Regions from separate parts of the Homo sapiens genome. Here region 2 is linked to region 1. Evidence: read pairs that join two places in POLR2A ChIA-PET (ENCODE). Cell type or tissue: A673. All regions are shown on one strand. Each heading gives the region's core, and the rest is flanking DNA. Links, peaks and the distances in the headings are about the cores only. Region 1 holds the start of LOC124903837. Region 2 has its middle 33 kb from the start of SLC25A33.

Region 1 (11,506 bases), core at 2,059-10,058:
CAGCTCTCAGCCAGCCACTTGGAATTGGGGCCCCTGCCCTTGGGGTGCGTGCGCCTGATTTAGGAAAAGGCAGCGTGGTTGGTGATCCCTGGGATCGAGAGAACAGGCAGTTGGGGTCTGCAATTAGTGGAGAAAGTGGGACTAGATGGCTGGAAAAGCAGGCCCTTCTGTGGGAAGAAGGGCATGGAACGAGGAGTGGACAATATGCCCAGTGCCGACTCTTCTCACCACCTGCTGTGAGCCTCAAGTTTCTTCCTGACCTCGTGATCTGATCTGCCTACCTCAGCCTCCCAAAGTGCTGGGATTACAGGCATGAGCCACTGCGCCCAGCCCAAGCCTCAGTTTCTTTATCTGCAAAAAGGGAACGTGCCCAGCAGCCCTCAGACAGCAGTCCGAGGAATCCGTGAGCACCTGTGTTTCCATGAAAGCACATTTGTAAAGAGCAAAGGCTGGATTGGGATTTCGGCAGAGCATTTGTGGGGGCCTCTGCACGTCATCCACAGGCCTGACGTGTCGCCCGCTTCTCTCTGTCTCCAGACTCCGGCTATCTGTTCAGCGGTAGCCGCCCACCATCTCAGGTGTCTCGATCTGGGGAGTTTCCTGTTTCAGGTGAGGAAGACAGAGAGCTAAGTGGGGGACGGGGCAACATGAAGCCCGGGCGTTCCAGAGCATGGTGGTTTGTGTGAGCTTTGGGGTCAGACAGACCCCAAGTGTGTGTTCACATCTCAGCCCTGGGCAAGTGACCTACACACCTGTGCCTCAGTTTCCTCTTGCGTGAAATGGGAATGACAGTCTCTAGGATCAGATGGTACCATGCTGCTCTGCCGTCCTCAGTGGCAGTCACGGCTGGAACTGGTGCACCAGGTGCCAGCTGGCAGCAAGGCCTCGGGTGAGCTGGCCTTGTACCTCCAGGGTTTGCTGCTATCTGGCCTTGCTCTCAGCTGATGGTACCCAGGGCTTTGGATGGAAATCAAGGGCAGAAGGCCATGGCTGAGGCTCCGGGATCTCTCCTCTCCCTCAGGTGCCTGGTAGAGGGCACCTCTCCTCCTTCAGCTTTGCAGCAGGACTTCCCCCTGTCCCCAGTCTCTGCACCTTTCCTGTCTTCCCGGGTTAATAGAAGAATGCCCCCAGAAATGAAATAGCGCATTGTAGCGTTGCAGTGACAGGAGCCCACGTTCACATCATCTTCCTCCCTCCCTCCAGATTACTTCTCTCTTCTGTCGGGGAGCTGCCCCTCCTCCCCACTCCCTTCCCCAGCGCCTTCCGTGGCCGGCTCGGTGGCCTCCAGCTCCGGCTCTCTGCGCCACCGCAGGCCCCTCATCAGCCCTGCCCGGCTCAACCTGAAGGGACAGAAGCTGCTGCTGTTCCCGTCACCCCCTGGAGAGGCCCCCACCACGCCCAGCAGCTCCGATGAGCACTCGCCTCACAACGGCAGCCTCTTCACCATGGAGCCGCCCCATGTTCCCCGGAAGCCGCCCCTGCAGGACGTGAAGCACGCCCTGGGTACGGCCTTCTGACCACCCCAAGGGGCCGTGGGAGGGCCTCTGCTGCCAAGAGGCCTGGCTGTGCGGCGGTGGGGGGGCTCATCCTTGCTCTGACTCCGGTGTGCGCCTTCCCACCCTGGAGCTCTAGGCACCCCATTCCGGCTCTGGTGACTTGAACCCTCTGGGACATTGACCTCTAATGGCTGATTTCAGTTTCTCCTTTTGCAGTTGACCTTCAGGGTCCTCTGTTTCTTGGAACTGATCGAAAACACATCACGCATTGCCAGGTGCGTGTGGCCACAGATAGTTTCACTCAAATGGTGCTGTACTGCAAAGCATTTAAAATGTTTATAGTTAGCCCCCAGCCTTTAAAACCTACAACTTTCAACTTTCACATGAATTTGTAGATTTCCTTTTTTTTTTTTTTTCGAGATGCAGTCTCACTCTGTCGCCCAGGCTGGAGTGCAGTGGCGTGATCTTGGCTCACTGCAACCTCCTCCTCCAGGGTTCAAGAGATTGTCCTGCTTCAGCCTCCCGAGTAGCTGGGACTACAGGTGCGCGCCACCATGCCTGGCTAATTTTTATATTTTTAGTAGAGACGGGATATCACCATGTTTCCCAGGCTGGTCTTGAACTCCTGATCTCAAGTGACCCACCCATCTTGGCTTCCCAAAGTGCTGGGATCACAGGCGTGGGCCACTGCGCCCGGCCTCGAATGTTTAGATTTCCCACGTCTCTTTCAATGTCAGAGATCTGGTCACCTTGGGCCTGAATACTGGCAGACAAGAGGTGGCAGGACAGTTGAGCAAGGACCTGGCCCCCCACTGTCCAGGGTGGATGAGTGGCTTGGGACAGCCTGGCTCACCACTTCTGACAACTGTCCTTAGAGTGGAAGTACAGCTGCCCCGCGTCTGTCCCTGGAGGGAGCCATGAGCGCCACTGAGAAACACACCCTTCTCTCTGCAGACCTGAGATCCAAGCTGGAAAGAGGCAGTGCCTGCAGCAACCGCTCCATCAAGAAAGAGGACGACTCTTCCCAGTCATCTACCTGTGTGGTGGACACCACCACCAGGGGCTGCTCGGAGGAGGCCGCCACCTGGAGAGGTCTGTACCCTGAGGTGCGGGAGGGGAGGGGGTGGGCACACATCCGAAGCCACCATCTCCCCCAGGGGGGTCCAGAGCACTGACAGAAAGAATCTTCCAGGACATTGCAGTCCCTGAGTGGCCGACAAGTAACCCACCCGGCGCCTCTGAATCCAGGGTCAGGGACTCAGTAGACGGCACTCCCCCTCTCGGGATTTGGGCCCCGATCTGCACTATTCCAGTAGCTTCTGGCCCCAGGCAGCTATTTAAATTAACTGAATTAAAATTAAATAAAGTTTGAAATGTAGTTCTTGAGCTGCACTAGCCACATTTCAAGTGCTCAGTAGGCACCTGTGGCCCGTGGCTGGCATTTAGGACACATACCGAAGGCTGCCATCCTGGCCGGAAGTGCCCAGAGAGCCTGGGTGCACCGGGACCACGTCACGCTGGGGCTGCAGCCTGCACCGGGTGCCGAGCTGCCTGGCTCAGATCCCAGGTTCTCTGCTCACTAACCCTGGGGCTCAGGGGCAAGAGACCAGATCTGTGGTACACATCATCACTCCCTGGGTGGGGAGGAGGGGGTGTGTGTTGAGGGAGATGGACAGATCAGCAAGCAGGGCTTTTCCTGGGCAGGTCATTTTGCACTGACTCTCAAAGCCAGTGCTGCCCCAGGCTGGAGGGTGGCCCAGCAGCTTGGAGGCCTTGGTGAGAACGCAGGCTGCGGCATGCAGCAGGTGGACCTGGGTTGGCTGCTTATTCCCTTGGAGGCCTGGATGGGGTGCTCCTGTTCCCAGCCCCCATGACCTCATCTGTAAAGTGGCCATTGTGGTCACTGCCTCATCACCCAGGCCCCAGCTCATGACAGCCCAGCCCATGGCCTTCCTGGCGGCTCAGGGTTAGGAAAAGCTGTGCCTTCAGGGAGGCAGGGAGTGGGGGTCTTTCCTGCTAGGGAAGCCTTTGGCCAAGAGAAGAATTGGGGGTGAGCCTCACCAGTCTCAGAGAGTACCCTGGGCAGAGCCTTGAGCTCCCCACAAACTGCATGCTCTAGGGGGCTGCTCAGCTGCACAGCGAACCCACCCACCCAAACAATGTTCTGACCAGGTCTCTGCTTTGCAGGTCGTTTCGGCCCTTCCCTGGTCCGGGGCCTCCTGGCCGTGAGCTTGGCCGCCAACGCCCTGTTCACCTCGGTGTTTCTGTACCAGAGCCTGCGCTGACCCACCGTTGGAGCCCCTCGGAGGGGAGCAACCCGGTGCCTGCTGCTTCACCACTGCCGGCCTCAGGACCCTCCCTGGAGGGGCTGCCACCTCTGCCCTCATCTCCAGGGCCTTGACCTCACTGGACTGTGACTGTCCTCAGGACACCTGCCCCTCCTCACCTAACGGACTGCAGGGCTGAGCATGTGTCTGAGGTCACACTCTCTGCCCACTCACCTCCTTGGCTGACATCGGTTGTGTTTGGTGCTGACACTCTGATCCCGAAGCCAGGGAGCCCCAAGGGGCTGCATGACCCTGGGGTGCCCCACACAGTTCAGCCCTGCCTGGCAGGGACGCCAGTACTACTGTAACTGCAGCAGGAGCTGCCCGGCCTGCCTTCTGGCCCCACGCCCACAGGCGTAGTCACATCTTTGTACTGTACTCCCCTGTCTCACCTGGGGCAACCTCAGAGCCCCACTAAGCTGAAGGCCCCCTGGGGGAGGGGGAAGCATGGTCCTTATCATCTGCCCTATCTTGCCCCTTCCTGTGGAGTGGGCAGAAGGGCTCCCGGGATCCTCAGAGCTCCCAGGTCTGAGCAGCCAAAGGCCCAGCTGGGCCTCCAGGACCAGCGCGAGCCCCTGCCCCACCCTCCCCTGCCCCATGTGCCCTGCTTTGTGACCTCTGTTGACCTTCCTGGAAGCAGCCCCATTACCCTGAGAATGCGGAGCGCCCTGGCCCACCTCGCCCTGTGTTTCCAGGCCTGCACGTCTGGTCCTTCAGCTGCACATGGAACTGCAGGGCAGGCTGGCGGGGGGCCTTCAGATCTCAGATGAGACTGCACCCCTTCGACCACCCTACTGGGCACCTGCCTCCAGCCCCTGAGAACTCCATCTTCCCCTAGTTCTGCCCAGGAGCCCCTGAGAACCCCATCTTCCCCTGGTTCTCTTGCCCACTCCCCTGCTGGGGCTCCTTCCTGGCACTGAGGAGGGGCGCTCCCAATGCTGTGAGGCAGCGGGGAGGGACCGTGCACCCGTGGCTATCAGAGCCCCTCCGCTGTCCCACCCTGGGCCTGGGACACGGGCCTGGGGCAGTGTGTGTCTGCTGGTCATGTGCTGGTGCCAGTTGGGGAGGAATCAGCTGTCTCGGTGGATTCTGAGACTCACTGTGGGGCGGGAAGAAGGGTCTTCACTCTGCCATTCAGGGATAAAGTTTAATTTTATTTTTCTACACATTTTGCCAGGTCAGGCATTTTGCTAGTAAGCAGGATGCCCCCAACTCTCCCTGCCATGGAGGATTCTTTTTTTTAAGCTTTGGGTGCTTTTTTAATACTTTTTTTTTTAATGTGGGGAAGGAGCTTGCTCTGACGTCACCCTCCTCTCCCCTGACTCCTGTCCTGAGAGCTGTGGATGCCGCCTCCTGCCCTGCCTACCCCTGAAACGTGGGGAATGGGGGCCCCAGGACAGCATCAGGACTTTTGAGTCCAGCTGCCAGCAATGGTTCCAACTCGGAGGCAGCGCCTCTTGGTCCCCATTTCTGTATAGCAGGCGTGTGTGTGTGTGTCGAGGTTTTTTATTTTTTGCTTAATCAAACTCCATTCCCAAATGCACTCCATCTCTGGCTCTGAGGGCGCTCCCTCCTCTCAGCCGGGCAGCCTGGCCTCTCCTGCCCAGACCTGCGGTCCCAGCATCCCCCAGAGCCAGGGAACAGGCCCAGCGGGAGGGGGTTTTATGTTTTGTTTCAAACAGAAAACACAACCTTATTTTTCTTTACAAAAGCAAAAAAGGAAACCAAAAAAGATACAGCCTTTGAATGATGCCTGCTGGCTGTCTGTATTCGTTTGCTTGGGCAGCTCGGGCCTTCCAGGTAGGGCAGGGTCCCTGCTAAGGGGGCTCTCATCCACTTTCTCTTTCCTCTTCAACGGGGGGTTCTGGAGTGGGGGGCTCGGGTTGGGGTGGCCACAGTGTGACCAGACAGTGTCCCTGGAGGGGCTTAGGGATTTGGACAGGAGACTCGCTGCCTGGCTGAGCCTGGGCCGGAAGGACACCCCAGAGTTTGCTGCGCAGAGAAGGGTGTCCAGGCAGGAAATGCTCAGCTCAGCTCTTCAGAAAAGCCTGAGCCCACCAGCCATCCCTGACCGTCCTTGCCCCTGGCTGCAGGGACCACGGTCAGGTTGTGAAAAAGACCTCGTCTTCCTCAGAGAGGGCTTAGAGCTGCTGCACGGCTCCATGCTGAGGCGGCGGGGATGGGGAATGGCCAGGGTGTCACAGCACAAGCTCTGGGGTCACCTTTCTGGTGACTGGGATCTGCATTTCTGTTGGCTTCAGTTTGACACGGGAGTAACAGGACGGCCATCCGGGGCTGATATGGGGACCCTTAAGCCACAGCACAACGCAGAGGGAGCTCTACCAAGGTGGGCTGTCATTCTGGCCCAGTGCCCAGCGGGCAGGAGGACCACAGCCAGTGAGCAGGGGGACCGGCTCCCAGGGGCCGGCAGGACCAACCTGAACCAGACCCTGAGGGCAGATGAGGGTGCAGGGCTGGGACGGCTTCCCATCAGGAGCTTCCTGCAGCGGGAGCCACAAACGCCTCTGAGCTCACTGACCTCGGGTCCTCAAGATGTTGGGAACATCATGTTTAAACCTGAGGCTCAGGCTTCCAGCAGCCCATTCAGCTCCTACCCCGGCCTGGCGAGGAGAGGCCAAGTGAGGGCAGCAGAGAGCCAAGCGCCCTCAGCTGTGAGGTTCTCCCCAACTTGGGAGCAACAGTAGTAACGCCATCTATGGTTTTCTTATCAAAAGGTAACACATTTATGTAGAAAACCTAGAAATAGAAGTGAGCAAAAAAGAAAATGCCTCATAATCCTGGCATTAAGATATTGGCATCTCTTCTTTGTGGTGGTTTTGTTTGAGACAGGGTCTCGCTGTCCCCCAGGCTGGAGTGCAGTGATGCAATCATAGCTCACTGCAGCCTCAACCTCAGGGGCTCAAACATTCCTCCTGCCTCAGCCCTCCCAGTAGCTGGGAATACAGGTGCACACCACCACACGCAGCTAATTTTTGTTGTATTTTTTGTAGAGAAGAGGTTTCACCATGTTGCCCAGGCTGGTTTCGAACTCCTGAGCTCAAGCAATCCACCCACCTCAGCCTCCCAAAGTCCTGGGATTATAGGTATGAGCCACTGTGCCTGGCCAGAATCTTCAGTAGAATAATTCACCTCTGAAGGATTATCCCAAGGGCCCACTGCAGTAGCTCATGCCTGTAATCCCAGCACTTTGAGAGGCCAAGGCAGGAGGATTTCTTGAGCCCAGGAGTTCAACAGCAGCCTGGGTAATACAGTGTAAACTCGTCTCTGCAAAAACAAGAAAATTAGCTGGGGCCGGGCACAGTGGCTCACACCTGTAATCCCAGCACTTTGGGAGGCCGAGGCGGGTGGATCATGAGGTCAGGAGATCGAGACCATCCTGGCTAACAGGGTGAAACCGCGTCTCTACTAAAAATACAAAAAATTAGCTGGGCGTGGTGGCGGGCGCCTGTAGTCCCAGCTACTCGGGAGGCTGAGGCAGGAGAATGGCGTGAACCTGGGAGGCGGAGCTTGCAGTGAGCCGAGATGGCGCCACTGCACTCCAGCCTGGGCGACAGAGCGAGACTCCGTCTCAAAAAAAAAAAAAAAAAGCTGGGTGTGGTGGCACATGCCTGTCCTCCCAGCTACTCGGGAAGCTGAGGTGGGAGGATTGCTTGAGTCCCTGGGAGGTCATGGCTGCAGTGAGCTGTGATTGCACCACTGCCCAGCCTGAGTGACAAGAGCAAGACCCTCTCTCTAAAAAATAAGATGCTAAAGCTTTTTGTGTGTTGCATTACAGAAAGGTACAGAAAAATTAGTTTCGTACTTGAGCTGAGTTTTGCTGTAGAAACCTGCCCCTGGTTCCCAGGCATCTTCCACCATGCAGTTGAAAGCTCATCAGAAGATCAGGAAGGAATTTGGAGAGGTGAAGAGAGGCAGGCAGGGTGCCCGGCACCACCCCTCTCTAGCAGAGAAGCTCAGTTTTCTTAGGCAGGGTTTCAACTGAGAAGAATTTACAGGTTACAGTAAAGAAATCATCTTGGGCCGGGTGCGGTGGCTCACGCCTGTAATCCCAGCACTTTGGGAGGCCGAGGTGGGTGGATCACCAGAGGTCGGGAATTTGAGACCAGCCTGACCAACATGGAGAAACCCCATCTCTACTAAAAAAAATAATAATAATAATACAAAATTAGCCAGGCGTGCTGGAGCATGCCTGTAGTCCCAGCTACTTGGGAGGCTGAGGCAGGAGAATCTCTTGAACCCGGGAGGCGGAGGTTGCAGTGAGCCAAGATCGCACCATTGCACTCCAGCCTGGGCTACAAGAGCGAAACTCCGCCTCTAAATAAATAAATAAATAAATAAATAAATAAGCCTTATTGGTTTTGGTAGATTTTAGCCAGCTTCTTTACTGCAAACTGTTTTATCAGTAAGGTCTTTATGACCTGTGTCTTGTGCTAACCCACTTTTTTCTGTTTTATATCAGAAAAGTCTACCGATTTTTCTTTTTTTAAGTTCAAAAACTACTATAGCATACCACCCACCATACCAACCTACTAGCCGTGTGACGCTGGACCCCTCTGTGCAACAGGAAAGGGCCTAGGTGACCCCCTGTTTCTTCTGAGGGACGATCAGAGGCAGGAACTCTCCCCCCACCCCCACCATAGGTGTCTTCTGTGGGGTCCAGAGTGGCTCTACCACTGCAAAATGCTTTCTGTGATTTCAACTGAGGATATCTTGCTACAAAGGCAGAGGGAAGTGGGGAAAGCTGTTTTCAGTCCTTAAAGGGCTGAAGTGCAGCCCCCTGAGCTTGGTGCCAACTTGGGGTTCTCCACACACCCTTTCACCAGCCAAGTGTGCGTGTCCAGCCCTGTTCACCGGGTGGGACTGAGCTGGACCACAGTGAAGGAGGGGAGGACTCCGGGATTTCCACAGCAGGTTCTTTCCTTAGTTCATCCATCCTCAGCCACTGTGCAGCCATCAATACGGTGCCCCTAGGGTGGGCCAGACTGTGCTGGGTCCACGAGATACAATGAATGATGAGCAACACTGAGCTGTCCCTGTCCCAAAGAGCTTACCTCGAGTAGGGGGTCAGACTTGGGCAGGCACACAGATACTTATGTAATTATCCACTTAAAAGTGCAGCAGAGGCCCAGGGAAATGCCAGCAGGGGCATCGCATAGGTTGTGAATTTAGTTTTTGAGTTTTTTTGTTTTTTTTTTTTCCTGGAGATAGGGTCTCGCTCTGTCACCCAGGCTGGAGTGCAGTGACACGAACTTGACTCACTGCAGCCTCCATCCCCTGGGTCCAAGGGATTCTCAGGCCTCAGCCTTCCGAGTAGCTGGGACTACAGGCGCACGCACCACGCCCGGCTAAATTAAAAAAACTGGGGGCTGGGCACAGTGGCTCATGCCTGTAATCCTAGCACTTTGGGAGGCTGAGGCGGGCAGATCACCTGAGGTCAGGAGTTCGAGACCAGCCTGGCCAACATGGTGAAACCCTGTCTCTACTAGAAATACAAAAATTAGCCAGGCAAGATGGTGCACACCTGTAATTGCAGCTACTCGGGAGGCTGAGTCAGAATTGCTTGAACCCAGGAGGCAGAGGTCGCAGTCAGCTGAGATCGCACCACTTCACTCCAGCCTGGGCAACAGAGCAAGATTCCATCTCAAAAAAAAAAAAAAAGAAAAATTTTGTATTTTTGTAGTACAGACGGTGTTTCACCATGTAGCCCAGGCTGTCAACTGAGTTTTGAGCATTTGCACTGGACGCTTCAGAGACGCCCACTGGAGTCCTCTGCCCTGTGTTCCCTGCCTGGAGCTTGCACAACCACGCAGCACGCACCTCTCATCCTTCAGTTCTCATCCTAAACGGCCACCCACCGCCTGCGAGAGGCCTTTTCCCACTGTGCTCTCAATATCCGCAAATCACTTCCACTAAATCTGCGCTGTGATTGCCTCATGACCGCTGGACTGCATGCCTCCCCCATTAGAATGTCATTTCCACTAGAACAGGGCCCTTGGGTCGTAGTTGGGGCTCATTAAACATTGAATGAATGGTTGAATGAAATGTCCCTTAGCTACATGTAGGCATCTCCCAGTCTCAGCTCTGAGGGGAGGTGGCAGGAGGCACACACATCTGGAGCTCCTGAAGCCAGGGTGAGAACAGTGAGCTGCAGCTGAGGCTCAGAGCTCCTGGCTTCGGGGCACCCGTTCTGGAGCTGGAGGGAAGGGAAGTGTGTTGGAGGTGAGCCGGTGGCTCAGCTGGGCCAGAGCTGAGAACAGATCACGAGGGAGGCTTGGGAAGGGCTGTCCTGCACGCTCCATCTCCAGAGAGTTCCAAAATTCACTTGGGGCTGGGTATGGTGGCTCACGCCTGTAATCCCAGGCATGGGAGGCTGAGGCAGGAAGATCTCTGGAAACCAGGAATTTGAGACCAGGCTGGGCAACATAGTGAGACCCCATCTCTACAAAAAACTTTTAAAAAATTAGCCAGGCAGGCCGGGCACAGCGGCTCACGCCTGTAATCCCAACACTTTGGGAGGCTGAGGCAGGCAGATCACCTGAGGTCGGGAGTTCGAGACCATTCTGGTCAACATGTTGAAACCCCATCTCTACTAAAAATACAAAAATTAGGTGGATGTGGTGGTGCGTGCCTGTAGTCCCAGCAACTCAGGAGGCTGAGGCAGGAGAATTGCTTGAACCTGGGAGGCGGAGGCTGCAGTGAGCCGAGATCGCCCCACTGCACTCCAGCCTAGTGACAAAGCGAGACTCTGTCTCAAAAAAAAAAAAAAAAAAGAGTGACCTCTGGTCGTCCTCACTGCTGCACTCCCACCAGCGCCATGACAGTTTACAGATGCCATGGCAATGTCAGGAAATTACCCTCTATGGTCTAAAAAGGGGAGGCAGGAATAATCCACCCCTTGTTTAGCATATCATCAAGAAATAGCCATAAAAATAAACAGAGCAGCCCATGGGCTGCTGTGTCTATGGACTAGCCATTCTTTCACCACTTTACTTAATAAATTTGCTTTTGCTTTGCACTGTGGACTTGCCCTGAATTCTTTCTTGTGTGAGATCCAAGAACCCACTCTTGGGGTCTGGATCAGGACTTCTTTCCGGTAACACAAGAGTGCAGGGACCGTGACCCCCTCTACCTGGAACATCAAACAGGAGTGCAGATGTAGTGGTGCCAAATGAATTTTTTTTTTTTTTTTTTGAGACGGAGTCTTGCACTGGTTGCCTGGGCTGGAGTGCAGTGGCACGATCTGGGCTCACTGCAATGTCCGCCTCCCGGGTTCAATCGATTCTTCTGCCTCAGCCTCCTGAGTAGCTGGGATTACAGGCACCTGCCACCACAACCGGCGATTTTTTGTATTTTTAGTGGAGATGGGGTTTCACTATGTTAGTCAGGCTGGTCTCGAACTCCTGACCTCGTGATCTGCCTGCCTCGGCCTCCCAAAATGCTGGGATTACAGGCGTGAGCCACCACACCTGGCATGAATTTTCCTTCACTGAAATTTTTTTTAGAGACAGTCTTGCTCTGTCTCCCAGGCTGGAGTGCAGTGGCGCTATCTCGGCTCACTGCAACCTCCGCCTCCCGGGTTCAAGCAATTCTCCTGCCTCAGCCTCCCCAGTAGCTGGGATTACAGGCATGCGCCACCATGCCCGGCTAATTTTTGTATTTTTA
Region 2 (11,506 bases), core at 1,621-9,620, 110 kb before region 1:
GAGGGATGCTAATGTAAATGGTAATATGTTTTTACTTTCAAATTCCACTTTATTGCTGGCATTAGGAAAGTAATTGACTTTTGTATATTAACCTTTATCCTGGAACCTTTCATCATTAGCCTTCTCCCGGGACTGGCATCTCACCCTTTAGATTAGAACCCCATGACAGCAGGCAGTGGCACTGGGACGTCTGGAGGCCTGGACAGGGCTGCCTTGTATAGGTGCGCAGGGTGTACACACTGCACACTGAAGAGACAGCCATTCACATCACCTACATACTGGACATTGTAGATTTGTATGTTTTTGGTGTCAATTTCCTAGCAGTCAAGGGTCTTGAGGAAGAGATACTGTTTTCTAATTCTCACAGAGGAGGCTCTGATCCCGCGATGGCCCTGGTCAAGGCTGGAGTGAACCGGCTGCCTCACGTGCTGGGCGATACTGAGGACACTAGGTTGTGAGTCAAGACAAGGGAAAGGGCTGGGAGGAAGAGCGTGGGTTCAGATGCAACTGCTGGCCTGCGGTTCTCTCTGTACTGTACTTTCTGCCTCTGATGTTGCCCACTGGGCCAGAAGCAACCAGCTACTGATTAACAGAGTCCTCCGGGCAGCTGTGTGTGGCTTTTTCCGATGAACCAAGTGCGAAAACTTTTTCAAAGTCGAATGTGGGTCAAGAGGCATCAGGCAGAGAGGTTAAGAATAAGGCTGGTAGAGTGTGACAAGCCATGGGTCTAGTCCCAGCTGTCCATGACCTTGGACAAGTTATCTGATTTCTCAGCGTCTTTGTCTGTAGGTAGAGTAGGTAGCAAGGGTACCTACCCTACAGCCTGTTGTAAGGAAGAGACACGATTTTGCATGTAAATCACTTAGCATGGTAAACCTTGATAGCAGAAACGATTAAAAAATAAAACAGCAAAGGGAGGGTGACACCAGCACCCCCAGGACTGACTCAGCATTTGGGCCCAGGGGCTCTGATACATTTAGACCCAGAGAAAATGTTTCAACTCCTTTATAAAATCAGGAGGAAATGTCCAGGCACAGTAGCTCACTCCTGTAATCCCAGCATTTTGGGAGGCTGAGATGGGCAGATCACTTGAGGTCAGGAGTTTGAGACCAGCCTGGCCAACACAGCAAAACCCCCTCTCTTTAGCCAGGCATGGTGGTGCATGCCTGTAATCCCAGCTACTTGGGAGGCTGAGGCAGGAGAATTGCTTGAATCCGGGAGGCAGAGGTTGCAGTGAGCCGAGATTGCGCCATTGCACTCTAGCTTGGGCAACAAGAGTGGAACTCCGTCTCAAAAAAATAAATAAATAAATAAAATTTAAAAACACAAAAATAAAATAAAATAATTAATAGTAAACAGGTGTGGGTCTCTACTAAAAATACAAAATTATCCGGGCATGGTGGCACACACCTGTAATCCCAGCTACTCGGGAGGCTGACGCAGGAGAATCACTTGAACCCGGGAGGTGGAGGTTGCAGTGAGCCGAGATGGCGCCACTGCACTCCAGCCTGGGTGACAGGGGGAGACACCCTCTCAAAAAAAATAAAAATAAATAAAAAATAAAATCAGGAGGAAAATATGAATATAATAATAAATATATATGAATAAATATATAAATATATAATAAATATATATGAATATAATCATAAATACATATCATAACGACTCCAGTTTGGATTTTATCTGTAAAATCGTATGTGGCTATAAAATATAATTTTAAAAAAATTTTAATGGAGAAGGTACTCACAAAAGAAAAAGTACCCAGGGCCTGTGAAAAGCACAGCACAGCCCTAAGTCCTATAAAATATGTTTTTGAAGCCTTTTCTCCAGGGACTTCAGTCTACTTTGCAAATAAAAATGAAACTCCCGCTGGGCACAGTGGCTCATGCCTGTAATACCAGCACTGTGGGAGACTGAGGCAGGAGGATCATTTGAGTTCAGGAGTTCAAGACCAGCCTTGGCAACATGGTGAAACCCCCATGTCTACCAACAAAAACAAAAATTAGCCAGGCATGGTGGCACATGCCTGTAGTCCCACCTACTTCGGGGCTGAGGCAAGTGGGTCGCTTTACCCTGGGAGATGGATATTGCAGTGAGCTATGATCGTGCCACTGCACTCCAGCCTGGGTGACAAAGTGAGACCCTGTCTCATAAAAAAAAAAAAAAAGAAGAAGAAAAGGAAAGAAAGAAGAAAAAGAAGAAAAAAGAGAGAAAGAAGAAAGAAAGAAAGAAAGAAGGGAGGGAGGGAGGGAGGGAGGGAAGGAAGGAAGGAAGGAAGGAAGGAAGGAAGGAAGGAAGGAAGGAAGGAAGGAGGGAGGGAAGGAAGAAAGAAAGAAAGAAAAGTTTCGATATGTCCATCTCTGAGAAAGGACACCATCGGGGCAAATTTTAGGGAGATGCTCTTGGGAGCACCGCCCCCTCCAACCCAGAGCTCCACTGTTTCCTTCCCACGGTCAAGGCATTTGTCCAGAGGAAAGGTGGAAGAAAAACCTCACCTTTGAGCTTTTGAGGTCTCGAATGTGTTTGGTGACCAAGTATTGATCCAGTGATTTGATTCTGGGATTCCGTCCATGCTCAGACGTAGATTCTTATTGGAAAAAAAGAAAAAGAAAGAAAAAACTTGGCACCGGTGACCCAAACAAGCCAGTCTGATCCAGGCACACTGGAGGCAGCCAGGGCTTATAAATAACCACGCTGGCCAGGCCCGGAGGAGCCTGGGCCGTACAGTCTGTCCCATGAGGGGCCGGCGGCTCCTGGGCCCTAGTTTCACCTCATGGCATCAGCCGGGCTGTTATTTCACTCCAAGAAGAGGAGGGAACACAGGGTGGTGGCTCAGGTGACTCCCGGGTGCCTGTTTTTCATTTGTTCTGGCCGGACAGGCGGATGAGCTCCCCAGCTGGCATTGGAAAGGTCACGGGGCTAAAGATCACTTGCCTTGAATGAGCATTCCTCAGAGCCCTGCACCCCAGGACCCACACCTATTTATTATTAATGTTTTTATTTTATGTATTTTTTTAATTTTATTATTTTTTATTTATTTTTTTGAGATGGAGTTCCACTCTTGTTGCCCAGGCTGGAGTGCAGTGGCACAATCTTAGCTCACCGCAACCTCCACCTCCCAGATTCAAGCAATTCTCCTGCCTCAGCCTCCCAAGTAGCTGGGATTACAGGCATGAACCACCACACCTGGCTAATTTTGCATTTTTAGTAGAGCCAGGGTTTCTCCATGTTGGTCAGGCTGGTCTCGAACTCCCGATCTCAGGTGATCCACCTGCCTCGGGCTTCCAAAGTGCTGGAATTACAGGTGTGAGCCACCGCACCCAGCCTATTTTTTTATTTTTAAGACAAAGTCTCACTCTGTCCCCCAGGCTGGAGTGCAGTGGTGCAATCTCCACTCACTGCAACCTATGTCTCCCATGTTTGAGCGATTCTTCTGCCTCAGCCTCCCTAGTAGCTGGGATTACAGGTGTGCACCACCACAACCAGCTAATTTTTTGTGTGTATTTTTAGAAGAGATGGGGTTTCACTATGTTGTCCAGGCTGGTCTCAAACTCCTGACCTAAAATTCACTCTTGAGATTTTTTCATTCACTCAAATGATCGACCCACCTCGGGCTCCCAAAGTGCCGGGATTACAGGCATGAGCCACTGCACCTGGCCAAATTTTTTATTATTTAAACAACCACTGCTGCTTTCTTCTGGGGTTCCAGGGTGAGGCATGAGGGGTGCAAGTGGACAGCCTGGGGGGAGAAGCACCACCGTCCTTAGAGGCTGTGGCTGTGGGCAGGGCCAGGCTGGGTCCTCCCCATCACAGGGGTCTCAGTGAGCCCACCACACCCCGGGCCCTGTTTGTCGCATGGTCCCTTCCGAAGCAGCCCTGTTTGTGCACTGCCAAGCCTTCAACATCCACCATCGCTCCTGTTTCCATGCCCCCATATCAAGCCATGGGCCAACATTTTCTTTCCATTCACACTCAATGCCACACCTGTACCAGGAGGGGCCGGGTCTCCAGGATGACTTCCAGTGCTGACCTCTCAATCGCCACCAAGCATCTCTCTCCCATCCAGGGTACTTACTGTAGGGATCTGCGGGGGCAGGAAGAGGAGCTGCAAGAGAAGTCCTTCCAGGCTGGGCCCGGGGCTCACGCCTATAATCCCAGCACTTTGGGAGACCAACGTGGGCAGATCGCCTGAGGTCAGGAGTGCGAGACCAGCTTGGCCAACAAGGTGAAACGCCATCTCTATTAAAAATACAAAAATTAGCCAGGTGTGGTGGCACATGCCTGCAATCCCAGCTACTCAGGAGGCTGAGGCAGAAGAATCTCTTGAACTGGGAGGTGGAGGTTGCAGTGAGCCGAGATGGCAGCACTGCATTCCAGCCTGGGCAACAGAGTGAGACTCCATCTCAATTAAAAAAAAAAAAAAAAAAAAAAAAAAAAAAGGTCTTTCCAGGCAGGGCCACGAGAGTCTTTCAGCATCATTTCCAGGCCTTGCCACTGAAGGCTTGAACGTAACCCTTTAATCCTCCCGCAGCCTCTCAGGCCCCCCTGGAGTGCGAGTCAGTGCACAGAATTGAAGATCTCAGGGACAGGGCCTGGCCGGTGGCTATACATGTTACATTCTCTGTGCTCCTGTATCAGGTGGCCAAGAGCAAGAGCCCAGGAGGGAGCCACAGCAGGCCCCACCTGCTCACACAGCAGGGCCCCACCAGCCACCTCTGCGGCCAGGACACTCACCCAGTCTGAGCCGCTCTCCTGCACTGGCAAAACCGGAATATAGCAGCACCTACCTTACAGATTATTCCAAGGATTAGACAGTGTAAATAGATAAAAGGCTTAACCTACATAGTCCCCAGCCTGTGGTAAACGCTGCTTTATTTGACAATACATTATTGATGAGGTGCTGAGACCCAGAAGAACTGTATTAATTTCCTGTGGCTACTGTAACAAATGGCCATAAACTGGGTGGCTTAACACAACAGAAATTGAGTCTCTCACAGTTTCAGAGGCCAGAAGTTCAAATCAAGGTGTTGGCAGGGCCACACTGTCTCCGAAGGCTCTGGGGCAGCACCCTTCCCTGCTTCTTCCAGCTTTGGGAGGCTCCAGGTGTGACTTCACCTGTGGCTGCGTCACCCAACCTCTGCCTCTGTCTTCCCAGGGCCGTCTCCTCTGCATCTGTGTCTCCCCTTCTGTTTTTTATAAGGACACCAGTCATTGGAATTAGGGTCCAACCAGGCATCCAGAATGATCTCAACTAGAGGTTCTTTTTCTTTTTGCTTTTTCCTTTGAGACAGGGTTTCACTCTGTCACCCAGGCTGGAGTGCAATAGTGTGATCTCGGCTCACTGCAACCTCCGCCTCCCGAGTTCAAGCAATTCTTCTGCATCAGCCTCCCATGTAGCTGAGATTACAGGCACACACCACCACGCCTGGCTAATTTTTTGTATTTTTAGTAGGGACGGGGTTTCGCCATGTTGGCCAGGCTAATCTCGAACTCCTGACCTCAGGTGATCCGCCCACCTCGGCCTCCCAGAGTTCTGTGATTACAGGCGTGAGCCACCCCGCCCGGCCTCATCTAGACGTTCTTAATCACATCTGCACAGACGCTTTTTTCAAATACGGTCACAATCGCAGGTTCTGGATGGACATATATTTGGGGCGCCACCGTTCAACCCACTATAGTGCCTAATGCCCAGGTGAGTTCCTAGTGAAAGAGAAGCTAAACCCATTTCCTTCCACACCCATGGGAGGCACACGGGGACAGCAAGGTCAAGAAGGGCAGCACGTGTCCACGGTGGCCACTGACACTGAGAGCTTGTCCGTGAGGCTGTAAGTCCTGCAGGTCTGCATGCTGGACCTTGAAGGAGAGCAAATTCTCTGTAATTGCTCTGAAAACCCACCTGGACTAACGGTGTCCCCCTGGAACGGGCTCCTCTGATGCATGTGACAGTCCCTCTCGATTCACTTCTGAAACTGGTTTCTGCCAGGTGCAGTGGCTCACACCTGTAATCCCAGCACTTTGGGAGGCCGCGGGTGGATCACCAGAGATCAGGAGGTCGAGACCTGCCTGGCTAACATGGTGAAACCCCATCTTTACTAAAAATACAAAAATTAGCATGATGGGGGGTGCCTGTAATCCCAGCTACTCAGGAGGCTGAGGCAGGAGAATCACTTGAACCCGGGAGGCAGAGGTTGTGGTGAGCCGAGATCACGCCATTGCACTCCAGCCTCGGCAACAGAGCGAAACTCCATCTCAAAAAAAAAAAAGAGAAAATAAACTGATTTCCTTGGGTGCTTTACTACTGTTTCCTAACTGCAGCTGCAATCGCATCTACATTCAATCTGGCATCAGAAACTGGCCTCCCTCCAAGGCAGGACAACAGCCCCACAGACCAGGTTAAAATTCTGTCGCTTGCAAAACTGTCCCAGGTTCCAATCTTGCTTTAGTATCTTAGAGGGGAAAGAGATGACAATTAAAGGCTGAAACAAGTGTGACTAGCTCTCCTTTGTGCATGGCCTCTTTTTTTTTTTTTTTTTTTTTTTTAAGATGGAGTCTTGCTGTGTCGCCCAGGCTGGATGCAGTGGTGAGATCTCGGCTCACTGCAGCCTCCATCTCCTGGATTCAAGCGATTCTCCTGACTCAGCCTCCCCAGTAGCTGGGACTACAGGCGTGTGCAACTGCACCCAACTAATTTTTGTATTTTTAGTAGAGATGGGGTTTCATCCTGTTGACCAGGCTGGTCTCAAACTCCTGATCTCAAGTGATCCACCTGTCCCAGCCTCCCAAAGTGCTGGGATTACAGGCGTGAGCCACCCCGTCCGGCCTGCCTGTTCCCTTTCATTCCTGCTCAGTTTCCATCACCCCACAGCCTGGTTCCATGTGGTATCCAGACTTTGAACATGCACCCTTGGAATAAGCCTCTTCAGCTGGTCCTGTGTTGGCCTGAAGCTGCTTGACCCAAGTTGGAGTTTTCACAAAAGTGACTCTATAACTCTGAATCACCCTGAGAATTCACACAGTGACACCTCCCGTTGATGTGTATTATGAATCTAAATAAATACTGTCTCAAAGCGATCAGTAAGGGTTTTGTTGTGATTAGGTTTTTGGTAACAGCTTTATTAAGCTATCATTCACATACCATACAACTCATACATTTAAAGTGTACAGCTGGGTTGGGTGCAGTGGCTCACACCTGTAATGCCAGCACTTTGGGAGGTCGAGAAAGGCAGATTGCGTGAGCTCAGGAGTTCGAAACCAGCCTGGGCAACCTGGTGAAACCCTGTCTCTACAAAAAATACAAAAATTGGCTGTGCATGGTGATGCACGCCTGCAGTCCCAGCTACTCAGGAGGCTGAAATGAGAGGATGACTTGAGCCCGGGAGGCAGAGGTTGCAGTGAGCTGAGATTGCACCACTACACTCCAGCCTAAGGGACAGAGCCAGGCCATGCCACAAAAGAAAAAAGTGGACAAATTGTATGATTTTTAGTAGACTCACAGAGTTGTGCAACTATCACCACAATCAATTTTGGAAGATTTTCATCACTCTAAAAGAAGCCATATCCCTTAGCTGTTACTCTCAATTCTCCCTTCCCCAGCTCCTGACAACCCTAAACTTTCTGTCTCTGTGAATTTGCCTTCTCTGCAAATCTCTTTTTTTGAGATGGAGTCTCACTCTGTCTCCCAGGCTGGAGTGCAGTGGCATGATCTCGGATCACTGCAACCTCTGCCTCTCGGGTTCAAGCAATTCTCTTGCCTCAGCCTCCCAAGTAGCTGGGATTACAGGCGCCCGCCACTATGCCCAGCTAATTTTTGTATTTTTAATAGAGACAAGGTTTTACCATGTTGGCCAGACTGGTCTCAAACTCCTGACCTGAAGTGATCTGCTCGCCTTGACCTCCCAAAGTGCTGGGATTATAGTTGTGAGCCACTGCGCCCGACTCTGCAAATCTCTTATAAATGGAATTACACACTACGTGATCTTTATCCTCTGGCTTCTTTCACTTGCTTTTTTTTTTTTTTTTTTTTTTTTTTGAGATGGAGTCTTGCTCTGTTGCCCAGGCTGGAGTGCAGTGGCGCAATCTCGGCTCACGGCAAGCTGCGCCTCCTGGGTTCACGCCATTCTCCTGCCTCAGCCTCCGGAGTAGCTGGGACTACAGGAACCCGCCACCACGCCCAGCTAATTTTTTTTGTATTTTTAGTAGAGACGGGATATCACTATGTTAGCCAGGATGGTCTTGATCTCCTGACCTCGTGATCCGCCTGCCTCAGCCTCCCAAAGTGCTGGAATTACAGGCATGAGCCACCGCGCCTGGCCTACCATGATGTTTTCAAGGTTCATTCATTTCATAGCATGTATCAGTACTTCATCCCTTTTTATATGTATATTCCATTGTGTGGTAATATACTATGTTTCATTTTTCCATTCATCAATAGATGGACATTAGCATTGTTATGTTGTTTGGTGTGATGGTTAATAATGAGTGTCAAATTGATTGGATTTGGATGCAAAAGTATTGTTCCTGGGTGCGTCTGTGAGGGTGTTGCCAAAGGAGATTAACATTTGAGTCAGTGGACTGGGAGAGGCAGACCCACCCTCAATCTGGGTGAGCACCATCTAATCAGCTGTCAGAGCAGCCAGAATAAAGCAGCCAGAAGAAGGTGGAAGGACTAGACTTGCTGAGTCTTCTGCCTTCATCTTTCTCCCGTGCTGGATGCTTCCTGCCCTCAAATATCAGACTTCAAGTTCTTCAGCTTTTGGGATCTTGGACTTACACCAGTGGTTTGCCAGGGGCTCCCAGGCCTTCGGTCACACATTGAAGGCTGCACTGTTGGTTTCCCTACTTTTGAGGTTTGGGGACTCAAACCGGCTTCCTCACTCCTCAGCTTGCAGACGGCCTATTGTGGGAGTTCACCTTGTGATCGTGTGAGTCAATACTCCTTAATAAACTCCCCCATATATATATATATATCTATCCTGTTAGTCCTGTCCCTCTAGAGAACCCTAATACATTTGGCTGTTATGAAAAATGCGGTGGGAGTATTTGTGTAAGCAAGTTTTTAAACTATTGCTTTTTGGCTGGGCACCATGGCTCACACCTGTAATCCCAGCACTCTGAGAGGCTCAGGCAGGTGGATTACCTGAGGTCAGGTTCGAGACCGGCCTGGCCAATATGGCGAAACCCCGTCTCTATGAAAAATACAAAAATTAGCTGGGCGTGATGGCACGCGCCTGTAATTCCAGCTACTCGGGAGGCTGAAGCATGAGAATCCCTTGAACCTGGGAGGCAGAGGTTGCAGTGAGCCAAGATCGAACCACTGCACTCCAGCCTGGATGACAGAGCAAGATACCATCTCAAAAAAAAAAAAAAAAAATTATTGCTTTTCTTTTGGATTCACCAGCCAGATAATGTACAAATGTCCTTAAGAGAACCACAGGCACCGTCTTCTCTACAACACAAGGAGAACTTGGGTTCTAAACTCCTGCAGGTGCTTCACGCAGGGGCAAACCCAGCTTAAGCTGCAGGGACTCCAGCAATGGGCCTCTCCTGGTCAAATGTTTTTGCCAAACTTGCAAAGGGGAAGTGGTTAAATATGAACCCTTTCCATTTTGACCTCCCACTGTGCGTTGCCCCTCCCGTCAGGGATCATTACAATGGATGCAGGTGTTTGGAATCTGATGAGAAGGTGGGCTAAGTTTGGTGGTGAATATCTATGCGGTTTGTCGTCAAGTCTGTGTATGTAAAATTCTTATAGAAAAGGCTTCTGTAGCCAGGTGAGGTAGTGCAGGCCTGTAGTCTTAGCTACTCAAGAAGCTGAGGCAGGAAGATTGCTTGAGGCCAGAGTTCAAGGCTACAGTGAGCTATGATCACACCACTGCACTCCAACCTGGGCAACAGAGCAAGACCCTGTCTTTGAAAAAAAAAAAAAATGTCTGGGCATGGTGGCTCATGCCTGTAATCTCAGCACTTTGGGAGGCCAAGGCGAGAGGATCGCTTGAGCCCAGGAGTTCAAGACCAGCCTGGGCAACATAATGAGACTGCATCTCTACAAAGACATTTCAAAAATTAGCCAGGCATGGTAGCATGAACCTCTAGTCCCAGCTACTCAAGAAGCTGAAGGGAAGACTCACTTAAGCCCAGAAGGTCGCCGTTGCAGTGAGCCGTGTTCGCACCACTGCACTCCAGCCTGGGTGACAGAGCAAGACTCTGTCTCACAAAAAAAAAAAAAAAAAAAAAAAAATAGAAGAAAAGACTTCTAGAAACACTTTCACCATCCACTACAGCTCACCCTGAACAATGACAGGTCAGTGCAGGGTCAGAAAATGTGCGGCCAAGTGTAGGGGAAAGGATGCTGGGAACGCCGGGCTGCTGATTGATTTTTTTAAAGATTGTTTTTTTTTTTTTGTTGGCCAACCTGGCCAACATGGCGAAACCCCATCTCTACTAAAAATACAAAAATTAGCCGGGCGTGGTGGTGCATGCCTGTAGTCCCAGCTACTCAGGAGGCTGAAGATTGCTCGAACCCAGGAGGCGGATGTTGCAGTGAGCAGGAGGTTTCAGTGAGCTAGGATTGTGCAACTGCACTCCAGCCTCGGCGACAAAGTGAGACTCTGTCTCAAAAACAAAAACAAAAACAAATTCGGCGCATCCACCGCTGGCCAGCCTTTTCCTCTCAGAAGTCCCCTCTCTCTCACTAGAGAGAGAGCTGTGTTCCTCTTTCTTTCTCTTTCTCTTGCTTGTTGAACCTCCACTCCTAAACGCCTCATGTGTGTCCGTGTCCTAAGTTTTTCTGGGGCAAGACGATGAACCCCAGGGTATTTACCCCAGACAACGTAGCCGCTTCAGAAGGGTGGGCCTGGGACCCAGCACAGGGGGCAGAAGAGAAGGAGCCACAGAGGAGGCCACGCCAGGCAAGCAGGGAGGGCGGAGGGAAAGCGGCAGAGGCAACGCCAGGGGAAAGAGAGCTTTCATCACCTGGAAGCCATGGAATCCCATGATGGGTTCTTTCTGCCCTGCTGAAACTGCCATGACAAAATTTGAAAGAGAGCTGACCTAACCAACTCCATCTTGCTTCTAATCTCCAAGCTGTCCTGGTTCACTCCGGGGTGTAGGCTGAACTAACTTTGGGGAGAACTTAGTTTACAGTTTATTTTTATTTATTTATTTATTTATTTATTTATTTATTTTTTTTTTTGAGACGGAGTCTCGCTCTGTCCCCCAGGCTGCAGTGCAGTGGCGCGATCTCAGCTCACTGCAAGCTCCGCCTCCCGGGTTCACGCCATTCTCCTGCCTCAGCCTCCCGAGCAGCTGGGACTACAGGCACCCGCCACCACGCCTGGCTAATTTTTTGTATTTTTAGTAAAGACAGGGTCTCACCCTGTTAGCCAGGATGGTCTCGATCTCCTGACCTCGTGATCCGCCCGCCTCGGCCTCCCAAAGTGCTGGGATTACAGGCGTGAGCCACCACGCTTGGCCATTTTTATTTTTATTTATTTATTTTTTTGGAGAC

Evidence for each region. ChIA-PET counts read pairs that join two places held together with the same protein. Peaks named below come from ENCODE experiments on the same cell type or tissue, not always from the same donor. Only the 100,000 strongest peaks of a DNase experiment are listed, where the experiment ranks them.
Region 2: POLR2A ChIA-PET joins it to region 1 with 14 read pairs; 3 of 35 experiments call an interaction of 5 or more read pairs at or near these places.

The regions. Positions count from the first base shown.
Region 1 is chr1:9,609,303-9,620,808 of GRCh38, forward strand. TMEM201 (transmembrane protein 201) reads left to right here. Exons shown (of 11, transcript NM_001130924.3): 8 at 538-609; 9 at 1,204-1,503; 10 at 2,451-2,588; 11 at 3,684-5,575. The coding sequence ends at 3,781. It overlaps LOC124903837, which reads left to right and starts at 5,362. Exons shown (of 2, transcript XM_047436734.1): 1 at 5,362-6,170. The coding sequence starts at 5,362. RefSeq lists a silencer at 2,418-2,653 and enhancers at 6,123-6,667, 6,677-6,736. In A673, for the core only: a CTCF peak has its summit at 6,474; a DNase peak (open chromatin) is centred at 6,459.
Region 2 is chr1:9,500,726-9,512,231 of GRCh38, forward strand. No RefSeq gene overlaps it. Among named protein-coding and RNA genes, the nearest start is that of SLC25A33, 33 kb to the right of the region's middle. In A673, for the core only: no CTCF peak of the experiment used is centred there; no DNase peak of the experiment used is centred there.